Regions from separate parts of the Homo sapiens genome. Here regions 2, 3, 4 and 5 are each linked to region 1. A link is a loop called in an ENCODE intact Hi-C map of the cell type or tissue named here. Cell type or tissue: dorsolateral prefrontal cortex. All regions are shown on one strand.

What was found. Hi-C counts contacts between places; a loop is a spot of excess contacts. Peaks named below come from ENCODE experiments on the same cell type or tissue, not always from the same donor. Only the 100,000 strongest peaks of a DNase experiment are listed, where the experiment ranks them.
Region 2: it touches region 1 in a loop (2.8-fold over the local background); 11 of 110 quality-filtered maps call a loop at or near these places.
Region 3: it touches region 1 in a loop (2.4-fold over the local background); 8 of 110 quality-filtered maps call a loop at or near these places.
Region 4: a loop joins it to region 1, with 3 times the contacts of the local background. A loop is called at or near these places in 7 of 110 quality-filtered maps.
Region 5: it touches region 1 in a loop (2.3-fold over the local background); 6 of 110 quality-filtered maps call a loop at or near these places.

Annotation. Positions count from the first base shown.
Region 1 is chr2:74,001,021-74,005,020 of GRCh38, reverse strand. TET3 (tet methylcytosine dioxygenase 3) reads right to left here. Exons shown (of 12, transcript NM_001287491.2): 3 at 1,855-1,911. Among named protein-coding and RNA genes, the nearest start is that of TET3, 18 kb to the right of the region's middle. RefSeq lists enhancers at 304-819, 820-1,336 and a silencer at 2,137-2,676. In dorsolateral prefrontal cortex, a CTCF peak has its summit at 2,377; DNase peaks (open chromatin) are centred at 1,280, 1,710 and 2,370; H3K4me3 peaks cover 3,355 bases; H3K27ac peaks cover 4,000 bases.
Region 2 is chr2:74,090,685-74,094,684 of GRCh38, reverse strand. TET3 (tet methylcytosine dioxygenase 3) reads right to left here. Exons shown (of 12, transcript NM_001287491.2): 9 at 1,694-1,783; 10 at 1,019-1,156. Among named protein-coding and RNA genes, the nearest start is that of BOLA3, 55 kb to the left of the region's middle. In dorsolateral prefrontal cortex, no CTCF peak of the experiment used is centred here; a DNase peak (open chromatin) is centred at 2,217; H3K27ac peaks cover 4,000 bases.
Region 3 is chr2:74,103,253-74,107,252 of GRCh38, reverse strand. It overlaps TET3 (tet methylcytosine dioxygenase 3), which reads right to left. Exons shown (of 12, transcript NM_001287491.2): 12 at 1-4,000. Among named protein-coding and RNA genes, the nearest start is that of BOLA3, 43 kb to the left of the region's middle. In dorsolateral prefrontal cortex, a CTCF peak has its summit at 2,198; no DNase peak of the experiment used is centred here.
Region 4 is chr2:74,117,992-74,121,991 of GRCh38, reverse strand. It overlaps a transcript of TET3 not described here and the pseudogene FNBP1P1. Among named protein-coding and RNA genes, the nearest start is that of BOLA3, 28 kb to the left of the region's middle. RefSeq lists an enhancer at 1,363-1,722. In dorsolateral prefrontal cortex, CTCF peaks have their summits at 1,449 and 1,652 (motif pointing left); DNase peaks (open chromatin) are centred at 1,411 and 1,691; H3K4me3 peaks cover 1,390 bases; H3K27ac peaks cover 955 bases.
Region 5 is chr2:74,050,506-74,054,505 of GRCh38, reverse strand. All of the region lies in intron 4 of TET3 (tet methylcytosine dioxygenase 3), which reads right to left. Among named protein-coding and RNA genes, the nearest start is that of TET3, 68 kb to the right of the region's middle. RefSeq lists enhancers at 1,801-2,300, 2,301-2,802. In dorsolateral prefrontal cortex, no CTCF peak of the experiment used is centred here; no DNase peak of the experiment used is centred here; H3K4me3 peaks cover 800 bases; H3K27ac peaks cover 3,084 bases.

The DNA.
Region 1 (4,000 bases):
GGGAAGCTCTAGGCTGACAAGGCTGGAGATACAGAGGAGAGAGGGGCCTGCCCCCTCCCTGAGTCCATCTGTCCTCATCCCGTTGGCCTGCTTTCCCCAGGCTGGGAGACAGAGCAGATCTACTCTACGATCTCTGTGCCCACACCCCTCCAACAGCACATGAGGTGATTACAACTCCTCCAGCCAGCAGCGGGAGGCGAGGGGAGGAAGCAGAGGTGGAACCTGGGGGTTCTGCTCCAGAGAAGGCTGTAGAAAAGAGTGTGTAGTGAGAGCCAACTTGAGGTGAGCTCAGCTCTCTCCTCCCCACCCACAGTATCGCCCGTATCAACTGCCCTCTGTCACCTCCCAGCCTCCCACCGCCTCATCCCAGGTGATCATCCACTACTCCCAGTCTCACTAAAGCACACCCGCTAGACGGGGAAGCCGATGCCCCCTGGCTCTTCTCCTTCCCAGAAGCTGCTCCAGAAGCAAAATTCACACCCTTCCCCAAGCACTTACTTGCCTCAAGTTCCTTGGGACAAAGCCAGGGAACTATCTAGGCCTCCTGATACACCCTGCAGCCTCACCTAGAAGTCCCTATCCCCCACGTGGGAAGCAGAGCCCCTCCCTACCAGCATCCATATCCAGTCAGTAAGGTGGCAGGATGCCACTTCCAGCACCTCCATGGAGCTTCCCACAGCTTTCCCAGGGGGCGGGAAGAGAATTTCCAGGGAGGAAACTAAGGGTATCTGGGGACACTTGCAGCTCACCCACCTGCTACCCAAGCAACCAAGATCCCCAGCTCCCTGAAGACTCCAGCGGCTGAGGGGGCAGGTGGGCTGAGGCAGGGGCAGGAACGCGCTTCCTCTCCGCTAGGAAGAGTTCCATGAGCCCTGACCCTGCCCACCTGCCCCATGCTCCCTTCCAGCCTCTCTGCTCTTGGACTTCAGAGGCAGCCACACAGAGCCACCTCCCAATCTGTTTTCTCCGCCCTGGGCCAGCAGAGGATACTGCTGAGTAATCCCAAACTCACAGTGGCTCCTTAGCCCTGAAAAGGGGGACAAGCTCAAGGAAACCTACTGATCGGGTCCATGCCAACGTGGGAGGAATATCTGTGGTTTCCTAGTAATGGCTGATACTCTACTGGACTCTCCCCTCCCCTGTCTCAAACACCCCAGCTCCCCGCCCCCCAGACAACCACAAGGAGAAGCTCAGTGCCCCCTTCTCTGCTTCCCACGCACCTGGGAACACTCTCTTCCCAGTCCCCTAGACACCAAGTCACACAGAGTAACAGCAGACGCCCGCCGGATTCCCAGTCATGATGTTGCATCAGCCCCCACCCTACCCAAAATATCCTCACCCCCACCACCTCCTCTCCTCTCCAGCCATCTCCATGGTGACAGCAGCATGACTAATGACATCCTATCAGCTTCAGACTCAGGAGCGCAATTCTCCCTCCCTCTTACGCCCCCCCACCCCCCCTCCCCGCACACCGTCCCCCCCGGGATTTCTGCAGATTGGATGCAAACCAACAGTGCCAGGGACATTCTCGAGAGATTTCCAGAGGCAGGGGTGGGGAGTGGGTTGCATGTCTTAAAAAGAAAAAAAAAAAAAAAACAGTTCAACAAACCAAGCCCCAACTGCACCCAAAACCATCCAGCTGAGAAAGCAAAAAGAATCCAAACAAAACCCACACAGGCCTGAGAATTCATTGGCCGCCCACACCCCCGCCGCCCCTCCCCCTCAGCTGCTGCTACACACACAGTGGGAGATTAAGGGATCACCAGAGGAGACCCTTTATTTTTATCCAATCCGGTCAAACACTTCACCGCCACCACACACACGCACACACACGCACGCACACACACAAGGTACCTTGACAGCCGCTCCTTGTCCCCACGGCCCGGCTCCTTCACCAGCCTTTATTTCCACCTGCAAAAGAAGCCAGAGGAACGTGTGAGCCAGGCGGGTACCAGGAAGGCAGCAAAGTCCTCCTGCTACAGCCCCCAGCCCGGCCGGAGGGGAAGAAGGCGAACGGGAGGGGATACAGCCTGGGAAAGAAAGGCTATCTGGGACCATCTTCCTGCCTCCAGCTGCCGCCTGGATCACGGCAGACAGGCTCCCCCGCCTTCCAGTGTGTTTTTGTTTTCATTTCTCCTCTGAGAATCCCCCCGAGATCCGAGAGGACGGCGACCCCCGGCCCGCGTCCGCCCGGCCATCCCCGGCCCCGCGCGCTCTACCTCGGCCGGCCTCCTCTGGTGCATCGGCCGGCGGGCCTCCCATTATCCCCGCCGGAGGGAGCGCACGGAGGGAGGCACTGCAGAGGAGGCGGCGGCCAGCTGCCGGCTGCGCTCCCCTCCCCGCCGCGGGGCTGGTGTGCGAGGGGGCGGCGCGCTCGCCAGCCAATCCCCGCGGCCGGCCCTGCCCCCGCCTGGTGGACCTGCCCAGCCGGGAGGCGGGGGCGCAGCCGAGGGTGCTGCTGAGCCGCGCTGGCTGCTTCCCAGGCCCGCCGTGCCGCTCCCCGGCAGGCTGGGGCATCCCAGGGCACCCCCGGCCTCCTCCCGCGGGGACCCCGAAGGTAATACCCAGAAGGCGTCCTCTGCGCCTCCAGGATCAAAGATGACAGACTGCGCCTCCGGGTGGAGCGGAGCGGAGCAGACGCCGGGGGGGTGGGGGGGGATTCCCGCTTCGCCACTCTCTAACCCCAGCATCATCCTGGCAGCAGCTGGGACGGCACCGGGCCCTGTCACAAGGGCATGAGGTGCAATAGCCCCTTCATCCTCAAAAAAGAAGAAAAAGCCCAGGCAGCACGAACCTTTACTCCATTCTGCAAATGAGGTGATAAAATAAGTGAAACAACTTACCCAAGGTGATGCGGCTAGGAAACAGCAGAGCCGGGACTCTGAGCCAGGTCTGTCGGCTCTGAAGACCATACTCTTAACAGCTATGCAAGCTCTCTGCTCCTCCCTGCTCCAGCGCCCACCTCAGAAAACAGGCTCCTCGGAGCCCACACCTCCTGTGTCAACCCTGCCCTCCTCCACACACACAAACACCCACACCTCACTCTAGGATCACCCCCCAGCCCCGCCAGAACATACCCATCCAAGACAGCCTCCCCACCAACACCCCACAATGGGTTCTCCACTCTTAGGCTACAGGAGGTAACCCCCAAGACCCCAAGGGTCCCCAGACCTCAGGGCTTCCCATCTCCTGGAAAGGCAGAGGAGGGGAGGTAGCCCAGACCCCAAGAGCTCCGGTCTTCCAGTTTCCAGACTCAGCCTTTGAAAGCTGCATCAGAAGACTGAAAGGAGGGCAGGATGAGAAAGAACAGAGAGGGGAGAGGCAGACCCTGCAATCCACTCCTAGATTTACTTCCTGGGCCACCCAGGGCACATCGTTCCCTACCCCAATCCCTCCCTGTAGCTGAGCACCCCAGAGCTTCTACCTCCCAGGAAGCGACTTCCACACACTTTGGTACCCACAAACTCCAGGCTCCATCACTACCTAGCTGGTTGTAACTTACCTCTCGTAGCCTCTCTTTGCTCATCTTATAAAACTGAACTACAAATAGCAGCTACCTCATCCAGTTGTGAGGATTCACTGCAGGTGAATCAATTTCTGGAAGAGCTCACTGGGTGCTCCTTCTCATTCTCACAGATGAATAAGCTGAGGCCAGGGAGAAGTGACTCACAGGATTAATTAGGATGTTTGAGAGCCCCTGACCCAGTGATTCGCTCTCCTACCCACTACACCACAGATGCCTAATTGCTGTCCCCTCCCCGGGGGCCCAAAGGGGGTACTCAGAACAGGATGAGCGGCCTTTGGAAAGACAGCAAAGCTGGCCTCCAGTGAGGAGACTCCAGGAGGCATCAGGGCCCATACCTGCCTCCCCCTGGGAACACAGGGCAGGGAGGGAGGCAGGTGGCAAAGCATGACAAGGAACAGTGTCCTAAGCACAGCTCAGGTGGAACAATGGGTTTCTGTGCCCCTCAACTTTGACAATGACCAGGCCAAGTGGAGT
Region 2 (4,000 bases), 90 kb before region 1:
TGTCCCATCAGCACCTCCCCCCACTCCTGCCCAAGCCGTGTCCCCTCTGGCCTGGATGGCTGCCCCAGCCTCCTCCTTCGCCTCCTTCCTCTTATTCCCTCCCGTTCACCTCACTCTGCCCCCACCATCACACACCTCATTCTCTAACTGCAGCAGCAGGAGTGCGTCTAACTTTACAATGCAAACTTACTGCTGCCCAGCTGAGAAGCCCTCAACAGCTTCCCATCACACTTAGAGCAAACCCCGCAACCCTCCCCTGGCCCTCAAGGCTCCCTGTGAGCTGGTCCCTGCAGGCCTCTCCAATCCCACTCTCCCTGCCCCTTGCAGTAAGTTACTCCCTTCCTGTTGTTCCCTGAACACACACCCAGCCTGCTCCCCGCTCGGAGCCTGCACACACGCTGGTCCCTCTGCCTGGAGCACTCTACCCCCAGATAGTGGCTCTCTCACTCTCTTGCGCCATTCACATCTCAACTTAAACGTCCCCTCCTCAGAGCAGCCTCTCATCTAAAACAGCATCTCCTGTTGCTTTATCCCTCACCCTACTTCATTTTTCCCTCTTGGCCTTCATTGCTACAGGACATTCCCACACATACTTGGGCAGGAACTTTGTCCGTTTCATCCCGCAGCATGCAGAGCAGTGCCTGGGCACAGCTGGTACTCAATACACATTTGTCCAAAGAATGAATCAAGGGTTTGTTTGCATTTAAATCCAAGTGTCCACAGAGACCGGGGCCCACGCTTTAGATAACTGGGCACTCCAGGTGCTTGAGGGGCTACATCCTGCAGCATCCCCCTAAGACACAGACACAAAGCCAGCCTTGTCTGTTCAAGGGTTTTCTGGTGAGGTTTTCTCTGGGAGGTGGGCGAAGGCAGGCCGTCTTGCAGGGAACCTTCCAGAGTTCTGAGGATCCTGTCTCCAGGTCCCTCCCTACCCTCAGCCTGCCTTTCTGAAAAGACCACGGTGGACTCCCTCCCACAGTTGCCCCACAGGTGGGGCTATGACAGGGCACAGGCTTACCACGGTGCACCCATTGTAGAGGTTATGCTGGTCCTTGTGGGCGTGGGCACAGAAGTCCATGCAGGCCGTGACCCCCGCGAAGGGCCGTCCTTCCTTCAGCCCCAGACGGCAGTCAATCGCTATTTCCTCGTTGGTCACCTGTGTAGACAGCCAAGGAGAGGTGCTCACATGACCTGAGGTGAGTGGCCCCGATTCTGCACCTGGGGAGGCCAGGTCTTGGAAGGAGGGATGTTAAGGATGATAGTCACCTTGCCCTTCGACTGCAGGAGGGAGGTTTTCTGGCTGAGAGGCCCCAGCTACAAAAAAGTTACTTTCAGTCTCCTGTAGGAATTACTTCCTTCTGGGTTATCCCAAGTCCCCTTGCCTTGTCTAGGAGATACAAGGGTGACAGGTGAGAGAAACTCGGGCCTCACCAGTGGATACCAGACCAGAGGAGGTGGATGGGTTACCAGGGGAAGGGAGAAGACCAGGATAGAAGAGGGACGGTGTGGGATGCAGGTAGCCTGGTGTAAAAAAGGGGTTTTTATCAAAGAACCACATCATATCGCTTTACTTCTGGACTAGGCTCTTCCCATAAGAGAGTAAAAGAGCCCACTCTCCCACTTCCCACCTTCAGAGCCTGAGCAGAGATGTGGACGGTGACATGTGGGCAGCAAAAGGCCCAGGGCCCGTTACCTGGTTCTGATAGGCCTGAGGGGCCAGTCGCTTGTACAGGGGAGCGACTTCGGTGGCCAGGTCCTGGAAACTCTTCCGGAGCACTTCTTCCTGCAGAGAGAGGGGCAGTCACACATCCAGAGCAGCCCCGCCTGGCAGACCCTGCACCCTGGAAGTGGACTGGCATTCCTGAAGCATCGTGGGGGAGGCTGGGAGGGAGGTGTTATCAGGTGTCTTTCTGGCCTTTCCTTCAGGAGGGCTGTGGTGCTGTGTCCACTTCACAGCTGGGGACACTGAGGCTCCCAGGAAAAGCTGTGGAAGCCACGGCCTGAAGGTCTAGTCATCCTGACTGCTAAACTACTGCTCCTTCAGGCTCCCGCCCAGTTCAGCCCAGAACATATCAAACGTTTCTTGCTTTCGAGTGCTGAACACCGTAGGTCAGAGGTGCGGCACAGTGGGACTGAAAAAGCCAAGAGCAACAACTGTGGATCTTTCCTCCCAGGCTACAGACAGGAAGAGAAAGGCAGGCAGGATCCATGCTAGAAATTCCACAGCCAGCCCAGCCCAGCCCAGCCCAGCCCAGAGCCTGTCATAAGCCAGGAATACAGACAGACTTCAAAGCTCCAGCTGCTAGACTCGTACTACGTAATGTTATTCACAAACCACATGAAGCTACAGAAATACAGATGAATTCTAATTTTTTTTTTTCTTTGAGACAGAGGCTCACTCTGTCACCCAGGCTGGGGTGCAGTGGCATTATCTTGGCTCACTGCAACCTCCATCTCCTGGGTTCAAGCAATTCTCCTGCCTCAGCCTCCTGAGTAGCTGGGATTAGAGGTGCCCACAGCCGGCTAATTTCTTTTATATTTTTAGTAGAGATGGGGTTTTGCCGTGTTGGCCAGGCTGGTCTCAAACTCCTGACCTCAGGTGATCCAACCACCTTGGCCTCCCAAAGTGCTAGGATTACAGGCGTGAGCCACAATGCCCGGCCTGAATTCTAATAAAAATTAAAGCAATTCAGTCCCTTGGTTGCACTAGTCCCATTTTAAATACTCAGCAGCTACACGTGGCTCCTGTATGGACAGCAGAGAATGTTTCCACACATCACAGAAAGTACTGTGGGACAGCACTGCTCTATGTGAAGCAGCAGCCCCTGGTGACATGTGGCAGAGAGTTCCAGGTATCCACAGCCTCTGTCTGGCCCTCCGAAAACAAGCAGGGCTTGAAGGGCTCCTAGGACACCACGAGCACAGGCACAAAGGGTTTATGAAGAAGAAAGCAGGAAGAGAGGAAAGAGAAAAAGAACCAAGCACACAGAATGAGAAATGGAAGGTGGAGACCCACAGCTCAGCTGTACATCCAGTGGGGTCGCCAGGGCTGCCAGCCACTCTTGACCAGGCCAGCCTGGGCCAGTGATGCCAGGCCACCTCCCTGCCTGATGTCCAGATGCTGCCACCAGCACAGCAGGGGGTGAGGCTTGTGAGCTCTAGGGACACACAGGCCTGAGTTTCAAACCTGCCTTCACCATGAACTAGCCACATGGGCTTAAGGAAGCCATCTGCCTCATCTGTAAAGTGAGGGGTAACAGTGCCTAGATCACTGGGATGGAGGGGTCGTGAAATCATCTGAGAAACCTATGAGGGGCTTGGCAAAGTGCTTAGCACATCGTAAGAGCACAGGAAGTGGCAGTTGGTAGAACAGGGAAAGAATTTGAGAGAAATTAAGCCAATGTCTTTCCATTCCTAGTAGTTCTTAGGTCCTGGTAGCCCCAGGGCTCCATTCATTGAAGCAACCACATCTGCTGCTTGTAAGGGAGGGTGAATCTTACCGTAAATAAAAATCTAATAACAAATTAGACTATTTGCATACAGGTCTATTAGACTATTTAAGTCTAAAAGCCAGGTCTGGGGTAAACAAAGAGTTCTGAATTTGAAAATGCTTCCTTTTTCTTATGAGGACCCAAGCTTGGCAGTCAGAGCACAGAAGGTGACATAGGCTTTGGTGTAGAGAGGGTGTCCCTGCACCACGGGAAGTGGGAAGCCCTTCTGGTACTAGGAGCTTGGAGAGATTTGGAAGGTTGCAACTTGAGTTCACGTATTTGGATATTTGTCTGTATCCTAGCAAAGGAAGCCAGCACTCCACCCGCTCAGGAGCCCAGGCAGAAGGAAGGTAAAATGGCAGACAACCTGGATAGGCTTGTGCCTTCCTTGCATTTGGAGCTGAGTGGAGACCGCCTCTCAGGAGGGCCTTTGCCATGCAGGCATCAGAGGACAAACAACAGAGGGGAGGCGGCCTGAGCAGATGCTCCGGCCCCCACAGCCTGAGGGC
Region 3 (4,000 bases), 100 kb before region 1:
TCTGCTCTTGCCTGCAGCTCTGCAGGAGGAAGGGCTGGGAGCACCAGAGGGGGCCGCCCCTCCCCCCGCACTCGCGGAGTGCACTCGCACTCTGTGCACCTGGATGTGGGACTGTGTAACTTATGTTGGGGGTATGCACCTCAAAAATGTTTTGGTCCAGGGTATGTTGAAGTTGGCCATGTACTACAGCAGAGGCAGCTGGCTAATAAAACTAGGTTTTGAGGGAGTCATTTCAAATGACAGCAACAATGACTGAGAAAGCTCAATGAGATGGGCATAGGAAATTCACATTTTATTCAAAAGCAAAACTTAAACATGAAATACAGCCAACTACGCTCCTTCCTTTCGGCGTTCCGCTATCTTAACTGCTGAAGAATGAAAAACAAAATGACCCCAGATTTTTCAAGGTCAAGTATGTCATCAGACGGACAACCTGCAGGTATCAGACCCTCATGGAATCTACTTTACTGAAGTTGTCATGATGTCCTGTTTTTGAGGTATTTAAAAAAATTATTGTGACAGTGGATGACACAAAATGGAGCTTCCTGGTGAGTTTTTAAAACATCAACTTCTGTGGACCCAAGAAGAAATTTAGGTTAGCACCAACTAAAAAGCAGCCTCAGTGGCATCGAGTGAGCAAAGAAAGCTCCTTCCTTTAGTCCGAACATAAGGGGTTACCAATGAGAGGCAGAAGCAACGCTGGGTCAGAGAATGAAGCCCCTGCCCACCATGGTCCCAGCCAGTGCCAGGGGAGGAAGGAGATCCATCTGGTCTCCCTTGGTGTGCCCTTGGGACTCCCAGAGATGTCTGCTTAGCACCCTGGGCTGCAGGAGAAAATCTGTCCCTGGCTATGAGAATGCCTATCATGCTAGGAGAGGCAGAAGTACCCAACTCCCCTTCCTCAAAAACAAAAACTCAAAAAACCCTTCGCCCTTTCTTTCACATCAAGCCTGAGAAGACAGGTGTGGAACCAAAAAGCACCTGCCAAGCCAGGCAGGCCCACTCCCGATCACAGAAAGGGAGATAGCTGCCTTCTCGACTTGCTTTGTTTGGCCACCAAGGGAAGAACAATACAACACAACACAACACTGCTCAGAGCAGATTATAGCACGGTAAACGGGTCTAAGACAGCACCAAAAGAGGGGAGGGAAAAAAAAAAGCCAAGAGACTGGAGCCCACCTTGTTTTTGGTTGGTTGTGGTTTCAGAACGTTGATAGCACCTCAGCAAGACAGGATCAGGGACAGTCACATTAAAACACCATAGCACCATTTTATTTAGACTATTTCAATTCATAAAAATGCTTCCTAGTCCATAAAACACACTTCAGTAACAAAAGGAAAGAGATACTGGTTGAGGCACGTCAGGGATATCATATAGTTTTCCACCAGCTTTGCCTTGGTTTGAGATCTCATGGTGATTAAACCTCTAGAAGCAAGTCTGGCTGGGTTTCTCTCAATGAAATTAGGTTATCATCGACTCATTGTCAACCGTCCTTGCACATCTACTGCTGTGTGGTACAAAGCAGTTAAGCTCTGCTACTTCTTTCCTTGCTTTAGCGCTTTAAAAATCCCTTGCTCTGCAAACTACTGTTCCCAAAAGAGGCTGGTGGAAGGACCAAGAGGGGGCGGTGGGGTATCATCTCTTTCCACGCACACCATCGTCACCTTGGTGAGAAGGCAAAGCAGTACCCATGAAGCCGGGGTGTGGGAAACATTGGCCCTGCTAAAAGCCAGACCCAAAACCAAAAACCGAAAGACCCCCAAATCCATGCAACACCTTTAGTCAAGATTTCTGATGGTCAGATGATGATTTCTTGAGCTAGCACCAGTTATTTTGTGAGAACCTGCTGCGAAGCGATTTTTATTTTAAAAATCTCGTAGCACAGAACTTTACAAGCACTTCCCTTGCACGCAACAGGCAGGGAAAACAAAACAGAGCAGAAAAGGAACCAAATGTTTGCACTGCACGTGGATGGTGTCCGTGGACAGGGCACACTGGGGAGATGACTAAGACGCCATCGATTTCCGTTGCTATAATATGACTCTTCGAACTTGGTCATGCTGTTAGGTTCTTTAGTTGCAATGGCTTTATTTTTCTTCTCATGATAAAAATGTCTGTTAATCATCTTTAGGACTTAAAAAATGATAGTGCCAGTAAAAAATAAAAATTTGATTTTTCTCTTTAAGAAAGCTTCAGCAGCAAGGGGGGGATAAAGAGCTGTGCATAGTTACTTTTTAAATATATGTCTAAAGCATGCTAATTTTAATGACTGAGATTTGAGGTAGGTTAGACATGTAGTGTACAAATCAGCATGGGCTTGAGCACGGCAACCACACCGCCTAACTCTGGAAACGCCATTCTGCGGGGAGTGGGGACATCCAATGGAGACTGCCTCTTGACTCACCTCTCAGCAGCCTATCTCCTACTGCAGAAACTGATGAACCAAGGCTGTTTGGGCTGGGGGACAGACGTCGCATGCTTTTAGCTTGTATTGGTTTCTCCTTTCATCTAATGGCTTTCCTACCAAAGGGTGATGAGGGGAAGAGTTTATTTAACATACATCAGGAAGATTCACACATGCCAAGTATCAGAATCACCTGGGTTACACTCGGGACCTTCCAAACCAACAGCCAACCTGGGGCTTCCACGGGTCATACAGACGGTCACATTCTCCAAATGTTTCGTAAAATATTGTATTTCTTGCTTAAGATCATTTAAAATGAAGTTTTCAAGGCACCCCCGCATCTACCTAAGCACGGAGTCAAATGAGACCTGCATAAAAGTACTGATGCGATAAGCAAAATAGCATTTAAAGGACCCAATTTTTCCTCAAAACTAGAAAATTAGCATGCTCATTAAAGACTCTGCTTCCTTTAGCTTGTCAAACTGAAGGTCAGAGGTTTTCCTATAAATCTGAGTTCTGAATAATTCTAAGTCCTGATAAGCTCTTGGGTATTTATTTCAAAAGCAATAATATTTCATTTTTTTGTCCTGTAAAATAAATGCAACTTTACAGAATATGGTAAAAGTGGAGGATAGACAAAGCACATTAAATATTCGGCTACTATTTACAATTTCTCCCACAATTACATGTTAAAACATACTTTTTTTTTCAAGTTGCTGTTTAAATCTAGGCAAAAGTGCTTAAAAAAATCTTTCACTATTTACAGTTAAAACCAGACCACATAAATGCTCAGGACATCTTACAACGACCCTCCGCCAGTGCTTCCAAACAGATACAGTAAACACCCAGCAGGCCGGTTCTCAGCTCTTACTCAAGGCACCCGGAAGCTCAGGAACTTGCCTATAGCGGTCATCTGATTGTTAAACATGATTCATGAAGACCCATATCTGAATACAACTGCTCAGTAAATACCTGTTCATCTCAGGGCTTGGTGGTCATCCACCGTGTGGCCACATTCCCCTCTGTGTGTCCTGATGAAGCCCCCCATTCACCACACACACATCCACATGGCTAGCATGAGATCATTTCTGCTAATATCACAAGAAAAACCAACACTCCAACAAAGTTTGACTTGGTGATGATGAGTGTTGCTCCCATCAGGCCCAACCTCTCTCGACAACGTCACAAAAATTAAGCACCACATTCTCATTTCAAAGAACCGAATGAATGCACCAGAATTTCAGAACAGCTATATTAAAGTGGATGAAGAGGGGAGAAAGGAAAAAAAGAAAATGATCAAATGGAGAAATGGCACCAATTAGGGAGGAAAATTATAGCAACCTGTTGAAAATGTTTGACTCTTGCACTTTAAAATTGTTAAGTGTAGGCCCCCGAACCCAATGACAGCATGGAGGAAGCAGGCTCAGGTGTGAGGCATGCACCATTGTCCAATGTGGAAATTCAGGGATCAGGATAGATGCATTAACTGTTGTTACACTGGTCTGCTGAGCTCCTGTAGGATGTGACCTGCCCAAGAGTCAAGAAAGTCCCAGCACAACACTACAGCACCAGGCTCCGCACAGCACCATGCACAG
Region 4 (4,000 bases), 120 kb before region 1:
GAGTCTCACTCTGTCACCCAGGTTGGAGTGCAGTGGCATGATCTCAGCTTACTGCAACCTCCACCTCCCAGGTCCAAGCGATTCTCCCATCTCAGCCTCCCAAGTAGCTGGGATTACAGGTGTGCACCACCACATCTGGTTAATTTTTGTATTTTTGGTAGAGATGGGGTTTCACCATGTTGTCCAGGCTGGTCTGAAACTCCTGACCTCGACTGATCCACCTGCCTCAGACTCCCAATATGCTGGGATGATTACTGGTGTGAACCACTGTGCCCAGCCTACATTATAGACTTTTGAAGCAGCCAATATTGGGTTTGATAACGAGCTCATTAAACCAATCAGTTCCTTTTGCTGCTTTGGAGCTTTATTTATACATTTTTATGAACAGCCAGAAGTTTCCTTTCAATTTGCCACCACAGCTGACCCTGGTTTGCCTTCTCCTCAGAAATCTGAAAGACTATTATCAAGCACCTTATTGGCAGAGTGTAGTCCTCAGATGTCTCCAGGAGGCTCACACTCTGACTTGAAAGTTTTTATTACCAGCTGTGACATTTTTCTGATCATTGATTCAGTTGCCTTTACTATTCTCTCCAAGCATCTCCTATTGATTGCTATCACCTGTTGCCCAATCGCTACATATGTCTTCACTGATTCTCTCATTCTCACTATCCTCTTTCCCTCTATCTCTTGTATTTTCTGGAAGTTGTTGGAACTATTAGGATGGTAAAATTCCTGCAGCTCAGTGTCAAATTTCTTGAATTGATGAGTAATTCAATTCTCATTGAGTAGTCTGCCGTCTTCTGCCATTGGTGATGTTTTCGCAGCTTGGTGGTGTGCCTTTTTCAACATCGACTTTTAAAAACGTGTTTTTAAAACATATGGCATTTTCTCAAAATACTGATGTGCTCAGCAGCCTTTTTATAATCTCAATTGTCTTTTACTTGCCTCAAGTTGCTTCCATCAAGTCTCTGTCGGTGGTTGTGCCTTCTGGGCATCATGAAAGTGAGATTTCCTCTCCTGCTTTTGGTTTTGAACATGCCCTTGTAACTCCACGGTGATCTGAAAGTTCAAGACCTCAAAGAAGATAACTTAATGCTGCCTAGCGTGATCACTCATTTTGTTCACAGGGAGGGAAGGAGAGTTTTACGTAATGTATTCTTTCTCCTTCCAGTTCCTTTTAGGTTGGCATGTCTTTAAAAGATTCCTGAGTTGTTTTGTATAGCTGAGTTCAATCTCAGTCCTTTCCTTGGCAGATATGATGAATTTCTCAAGACTATCGATTTTCTAAGTTGTCAAACTGATCCCAGAGTTCTGGGTCCAGGCAGGCAAGTGGGTCCCACTCGGCCACGCCCTTGCCTCCTGAGCTCCTAGTGGCCGCCGCCCCGCTCCTTGGGCTCCTCAGCCGCTCCTCCTTCCGGTCCCTCCTCAACAAGATGGCCGGAAGAACCCGCGACGACGCCTGCAGGGCCGCCTGCCTTGGGTACTTGAACGTGTGAATAACCGGCCATTCGCGACTCCAGCGGCCCAGGCACACGTTCCCCCCGGGTAGGTGTGTGGAGCGGCCGGGGCGTAGCCACGGCACCAGCCCAGGAGGGAAAGACGGAGAGGTACGGACGTCGCCCGCCATCTCTCCGGAAGCTCCTGCCGGGCTGGGACCCCGGCGGAAAGTCTTGCCGAGAGGTCGCCCCCTGCCGCCGTGGAGGCCGTCGGCCAGAGCGACCGGAGGCGGAGTTTGCAGCCTGGCAAGGAGAATGGAGCGCTCCGGGGTTGGGCGGGCGGGGGAGCCGGGAGCCGGGCGCCTAGAATGGAGTTCCCCCGGGAGGAGCCCGAAGCAGCGTCCTTCCGGGAGCACCCAGGGAAGAACCTGGAGGTCCAACCTGTGGGCTCTTAAGAGAAGGGAGGCGGCCTATCGAAAGTCCTAGAGGCCCGAGGTAACAGGGCTTCAGGGGCCACTAGTACGTCTTTCCTGCTGACACCTCAGGCCTGTAACAGAAAACAGAAGCACCCAAGGAATGTCAAAAGGCCACAGGAATAAGTTTGAAGGGGCTGCCGTTGGTTGAATTTTGTATAATTTGACAAGTATTTAAAACATTCAATTAAAAAGAATCCATGGGTTCATATTACCACAACTACTACACTAATATTAATATAAAAGGAGAGAGAAGTAAAGATGCTTTTTCAAAACAGTAGAATGACAACCAATAAATATAGGAATTATAAAATTGGAAATCCACCATTTTGCAGCAATCGTGGTAATAATTGATTCAGCCAAGAATCACCAGTGGAAGCTGAAACTATTAGGTGAAAGACTGGGAATAGGTTATTCACACAGTCTTAAAGTAACACCTCCTGGATTACTTATTAATTATAAAGGGGAAATTTTTCAGGCAATGGAGACATTTGCTGGACATTGCCTTAGCCAAAAGTCAAACTTAGCATTTCCAGTAATAGGACAAACTGAGACTGTGTGCCTCCTGGTGTGAGGAACAGGAAGAACACACATCATCTGGGTAGTATTTCTAATAGGCTCAACCTGATTAATGAAGAAACAATCAGACAAATCAAAATTGAGGAACATTCTGCAAAGCAATTGACTTGAGTTCTTAAAAGATGGCAATATCTTTTTTTTTTTTTTTTTTGAGATAGAGTCTCACTCTGTCTCCCAGGCTGAAGTGCAGTGGTGCGATCTCGGCTCACTGCAACCTCCGCCTCCCCGGTTCAAGCAATTCTCCTGCCTCAGCCTCCGAAGTATCTGGGATTACAGGCACGTGACACCATACCCAGCTAATTTTTGGATTTTTAGTAGAGCCAGGGTTTCACTATGTTGGCCAGGGTGGTCTCAAACTCCTGACCTCAAGTGATCCCGCCTCAGCCTCCCAAAGTGCTGGGATTACAGGCGTGAGCCACCGCACCCAGCCAAAAGTTGGCAATATTGTGAAAGAACAAAGTGATAGGGCAGCAGTCTGCAGATCAAAGAAGGGTCAAGAAACTACAACTTACATGCATGGTGTGATTCTGGACTGGATCTTGGTTTGAGTCTTGGTTTAGGAGGAAAACACAATTATAAGAGACATTATTGCAAAAGTTGGATAAATTTGAATATGAACTCAATATTAGATAATATATCAGTTTCCTGGGTGCAATAATTTTATGTAGTTATGAAGGAGAATGACTGTTCTTAGGACATACAGACAAAAGTATTTACAGGAGAAGTGTCTTGATGTCTGCAACAAATTCCCAAATGGTTCATATATATGTGTTATATATATGTTTATATATATGTAAATGTAAATATATGTGTGTGTGTATGTGTATTCAGAGAGAAAAGCAAATACAATGTGACTTTTGAACAATGTCAGTTAAGCATTCTGACTAACCCACATATACATTTTGACTCCCCAAAAACTTTACTAATAGGCTACTGTTGACCAGAAGCCTTACTGATAATATAGTTATTTTGTATGTTATATGTATTATATACTGTATTCTTACAATAAAGTAAGCCAGAGAAAAGAAAATATTAAGAAAATCGTAATGAAAATACATTTACAGTACCGTACTGTGCTTACTGATACTGTAAGTTTCAATTGTCTTTTTAAGATGAATCGTCTGTCTGAAATGGTGGGCAACTGCAGCTGCAGACCTCAATCCATGGTACATATCAAGCAATTCAACTTGTTCTTGTAATGTCATGACTTGACTTTGCTTCTCGGGAGCACTTCCACCATTACTAGAGGCACTACGTGTGGGTGCCATGGTGTTATTCAAGATTTACAGCGTTGTGCTAAACACAATGAAAGACACGTGAAAACCACAAGAGATCACTTTTTACTATAGTATGCAATTTACTGGTGATAGTATCTGCTCTCGTGGAGATGATTAGCGTCACAGGTGTTTAAAGCAGGTACTTGGTTTTTATCAATTTTAATTTTTTATAATAGATTTGTGGGTCGGGTGCAGTGGCTCATGCCTGTAATCCCAGCACTTTGGGAGACTGAGG
Region 5 (4,000 bases), 49 kb before region 1:
AGGTCCCACAGACATTCAAAAGCCAGGTACCCAGACTTGCTGCCCTCCCAGTATTTCTAACCTTGGTGAAAGGCAGCACCATCAACCCAGTCGCCCAGCCTGAAACCTCAGGAGTCACCTGTGACCACTCCTCCTCCCTTACTCCTACATCCAACCAGTCACTGGAGCAGTTAATTCTTTTCTTATTCTTTCTCTTATCTGCCCCCTCCCCTCCTCCTTTCTACTCAAGGTCACTCTAGTTCAGAGGCCCATTATTTCTTGCCTGAACTACATCTGAGCCTACAAACTGGTTTCTCTGGCTTTGGTATCATCCCCTCTTCCCCTGAAACTCTCCTCTCCAGCCACTCCCAATCTTTCATCCTCCACACCCGTCACACCCGCATGACCTGTATTTCCCCATGTTCTCTCATCTTCCGCATCTTCATGTGTCTTTCCACATGTCTTTCATCTGCATAAACTTCAGGTCCCTTCTCCCTGTTCCTCTATTAAACTTCTATTTATCCTTTAAAACTCAGTAAGACATCCTCTCCTGCAGGAAGTTTTCTCTGATACCCTCCTACTCACCGTCAGATTCCCCATCCTTTATATGGTGTCCAAATAGTCATTGTTTCAAAAAAACATTTAAAAGATAGGAAGTTTCTCTTCATCTCAATGCAGTGGGGTGGGGGGTTTGTGTGATACATTCTCATAGAAATAAAAACTGTAGAAAACAGACTTTACACGACTGTAAACAAATAACTTTGTGTCCTCCATTCAGGACTATGTCCCATTTGAAATTCCCTGATGGACATGCCATCAGCCACATTCGCTGGACAATGCCACTCCCTCACCCAGACTTTCACCATGCTCCAGGCAAAGGAGATATTTTCCCTGTGGCTTCTTCAGGGAAGAACAATCAACTGATTAAAAATACAACATATTTCTATGAAGGCAACCACTAGCATCTACACCTCCTAACCTCTTGCTTTTGCTGTGGTTTAGTCTCTGCAGCTTCCTGTTGGCTGCTCCCCAGAGACATCAGGACAACGCTTACAAACTAACACAGATACCTTCCTCATCTCTAAGATGGTGACTAGATGAGCACAAAGGATGCTTTTCCCACTAAAAAGTCATTTGCATTCATTCTCCGTCCTAAACTGGCTCCTCTTGGGAATTTCCCTGTTACTGAAAATAGACAAAATACACAAAGGCGAAGGGAACAACAGTCTCTATAGCTCCTTGTCCTGTTTCTGACAATGGTGTTATAGGATGGTTGGGGGGGGACTCTCCAATGAGTATTTTTAAATATCCACATCCACAAGTCACTTGCAATAATTCAACATAGAAATTCAACTTGTGATAAATATTCTCAAAGCTGCAAACATCATATTATCTTTTAGAGAATGGCATTTCCTTTCATAGCTTATAAGTTTACTTCTTTGAAGCTTTAAGGGGTGCCTTTAATTCTAGAACTTCAAGATTCAGATAAAAAAATCCATATGAGTCCCATTCAGACCTTCAGAAACCCATCATTTTTACATAAAGGGGTTGGGGACTTTGGTTACATGGTGATGCTCATATTGGCTAAATTGCTTATTTGGCAAAATTACCAAATAACTTGAATAATAGAGGGTTTTTTTGTTTTGTTTTGTTTTTTGAGACAGAGTCTTGCTCTTTCGCCCAGGCTGGAGTGCAGTGGCGTGATCTCAGCTCACTGCAACCTCGGCCTCCCAGGTTCAAGTGATTCTTCTGCTTCAGCCTCCAGAGTAACTGGAATTACAGGCACCCGCCACCATGCCCAGCTAATTTTTGTATTTTTAGTAGAGATAGGGTTTCACCATACTGGCCAGGGTGGTCTCGAATTCCTGACCTCATGATCTGCCCGCCTCTGCCTCCCAAAGTGCTGGGATTACAGGCATGAGCCACAGCGCCCGGGCCCCTCCCCCACCATTTTTTTTTTTTTTTTTTTTGGCTATAGGAACTTGTATGCTTTTATAAAGTTGTTCCCATATTCTGTTATCAGCTCTTAGATGGCTTCATGGAGTCTCCATATTTCACCCCCACTTCTATGGAAAATTCTTCCTTATATTAACCTATAACTCTCTACCTACCACTGGTGAGGGGATGAATTTCTGGAGTATGGGATTTTCCCATTGTCATCCCAGAGTGAGCACCTTGATTTCTAAGCCTTGTTCTGAGCCTGAATTCACAAAGACAAATTCTACCATACCAACTGAAGAAGCACCTGTTCAGGCGTGGTGGCTTATACCTGTAATCCTAGCACTTTGGGAGGCTGAGGCAGGTGGACTGCCTGAGCTCAGGAGTTTGAGACCAGCCTGGGCAACACGGTGAAACCCCGTCTCTACTAAAATACAAGAAGTTAGCCAGGCATGGTGGTGGGTGCCTGTAATCCCAGCTACTCGGGAGGTCGAGGCATGAGAACTGCTTGAACCCAGGAGGCAGAGGTTGCAGTGAGCCAAGATCACGCCACTGCACTCCAGCATGGGCAACAGAGCGAGAAGCATGTGGCCAGACAATTCTGGAAAACAGAATGGGTTTTCCTAACATGAACCTCAGGCCCTCCAGAAGCTGTTTCAGAGCAAATCTCTTCGTTGGTTCTCTTCATTCTACTACCATTGTTTTAGTGAGGACTTGTTTCCCAACTGACCAATTTCAATCACAATATGACATGGTGGTTAAGAGTCCAACTGCCTAGGTTCAAATCTCACTTTCACTAGTTTGTATGACCTTGGTAAATTACTTAATCTGTTTCCTCATGGCTAAAATGGAGCCACTGACAGTATTTACCTCATAGAGCTGCTATGAGGATTAAGTGAGGTGGTGACTATTAAGTACTTGGCAGGGTGCCTAGACCAGAGCAGGTGCTTCATAAACACTTTTACTCTCAAAAGCTTCCTAACGGGTCTCCTACCACAGGGTTATCACCCTTCACCAATCCACCTTCCATGCTACTGCTAGCATGCACTTTCACAAATATTTCTGGGTTATACAACACAAATTTCATTGTAGAAAATTCAGAAAACACATGAGGGAAAGGTCATCCATACTCCGACCATACAGACAATCCACTGTTCATATATTTTCTTCTAGTCTTTTTTCCATTTTCTAAAACTCAACTGAGATGATTGTTCAAATTTGTTTCTGCTGTTTTTACCTAAGTATTTTCCTCTAATTTAATAATACAAAGTGTTGTTAGCTCCCAGTTCCTGGAGGTCTGGTTTCTCTGATGCTGACAGATGCCTGCATTTTTGCTCACTGCCTACAAGCGAACATGTATCCTCTCTGGTGGAGGCTCCTCATCCGAGGAATGCAGGAGAACAGAGGTTTCAGGTCACCCTTGCAACATCCCATCCTGCAAGCTTGCTCCTTCTGCCCCAAGACTGTGCTTATGCACTACTCAGTCTGGAAAGCCTTTCTGCCTCTCCCCATCTGTGTTCACCACAGTTTTCAAAACCCAGCTCTAAACAAGAGTTTCCCAGATAAAACATGATCTCCCATGATGACAACTAAGTCTGTGCTACAGGGTACCCCTGCGATATAGCCACTTCCATACAACAGCATGGGCCTCGGAGGTAAAAGGCACTCAGCACACACTGGCTGAGTGGGTAACTAAATATTTTATTGTTGTTTTTTTTTTTCCTTAAGTAAACCATAGGCTGGGTGCAGTGGTTCACGACTATAATCCCAGCACTTTGGGAGGCTGAGATGACAGGATCGCTTGAGCCCAGGAGTTTGAGACAAGCCTGGGCAATATAGTGAGACCTCGTCTCCACAAAAAATTTTTAAAAATTAGCCAAGTATGGTGGCATGCGCCTGTAATTCCAGCTACTCGGGAGACTGAGGTGGGAGGATTGCTTGAGCCCAGGAAGTGGAGGCTACAGTGAGCAGAGATCATGCCACTGCATTCCAGCCCCCGCAACAGAGTGAGACCCTGCCTAAAAATAAAAAAAGGAAACCGCAAAGTCCTTCAGTGATGAACCATTTCTCTTAATTTTATCCT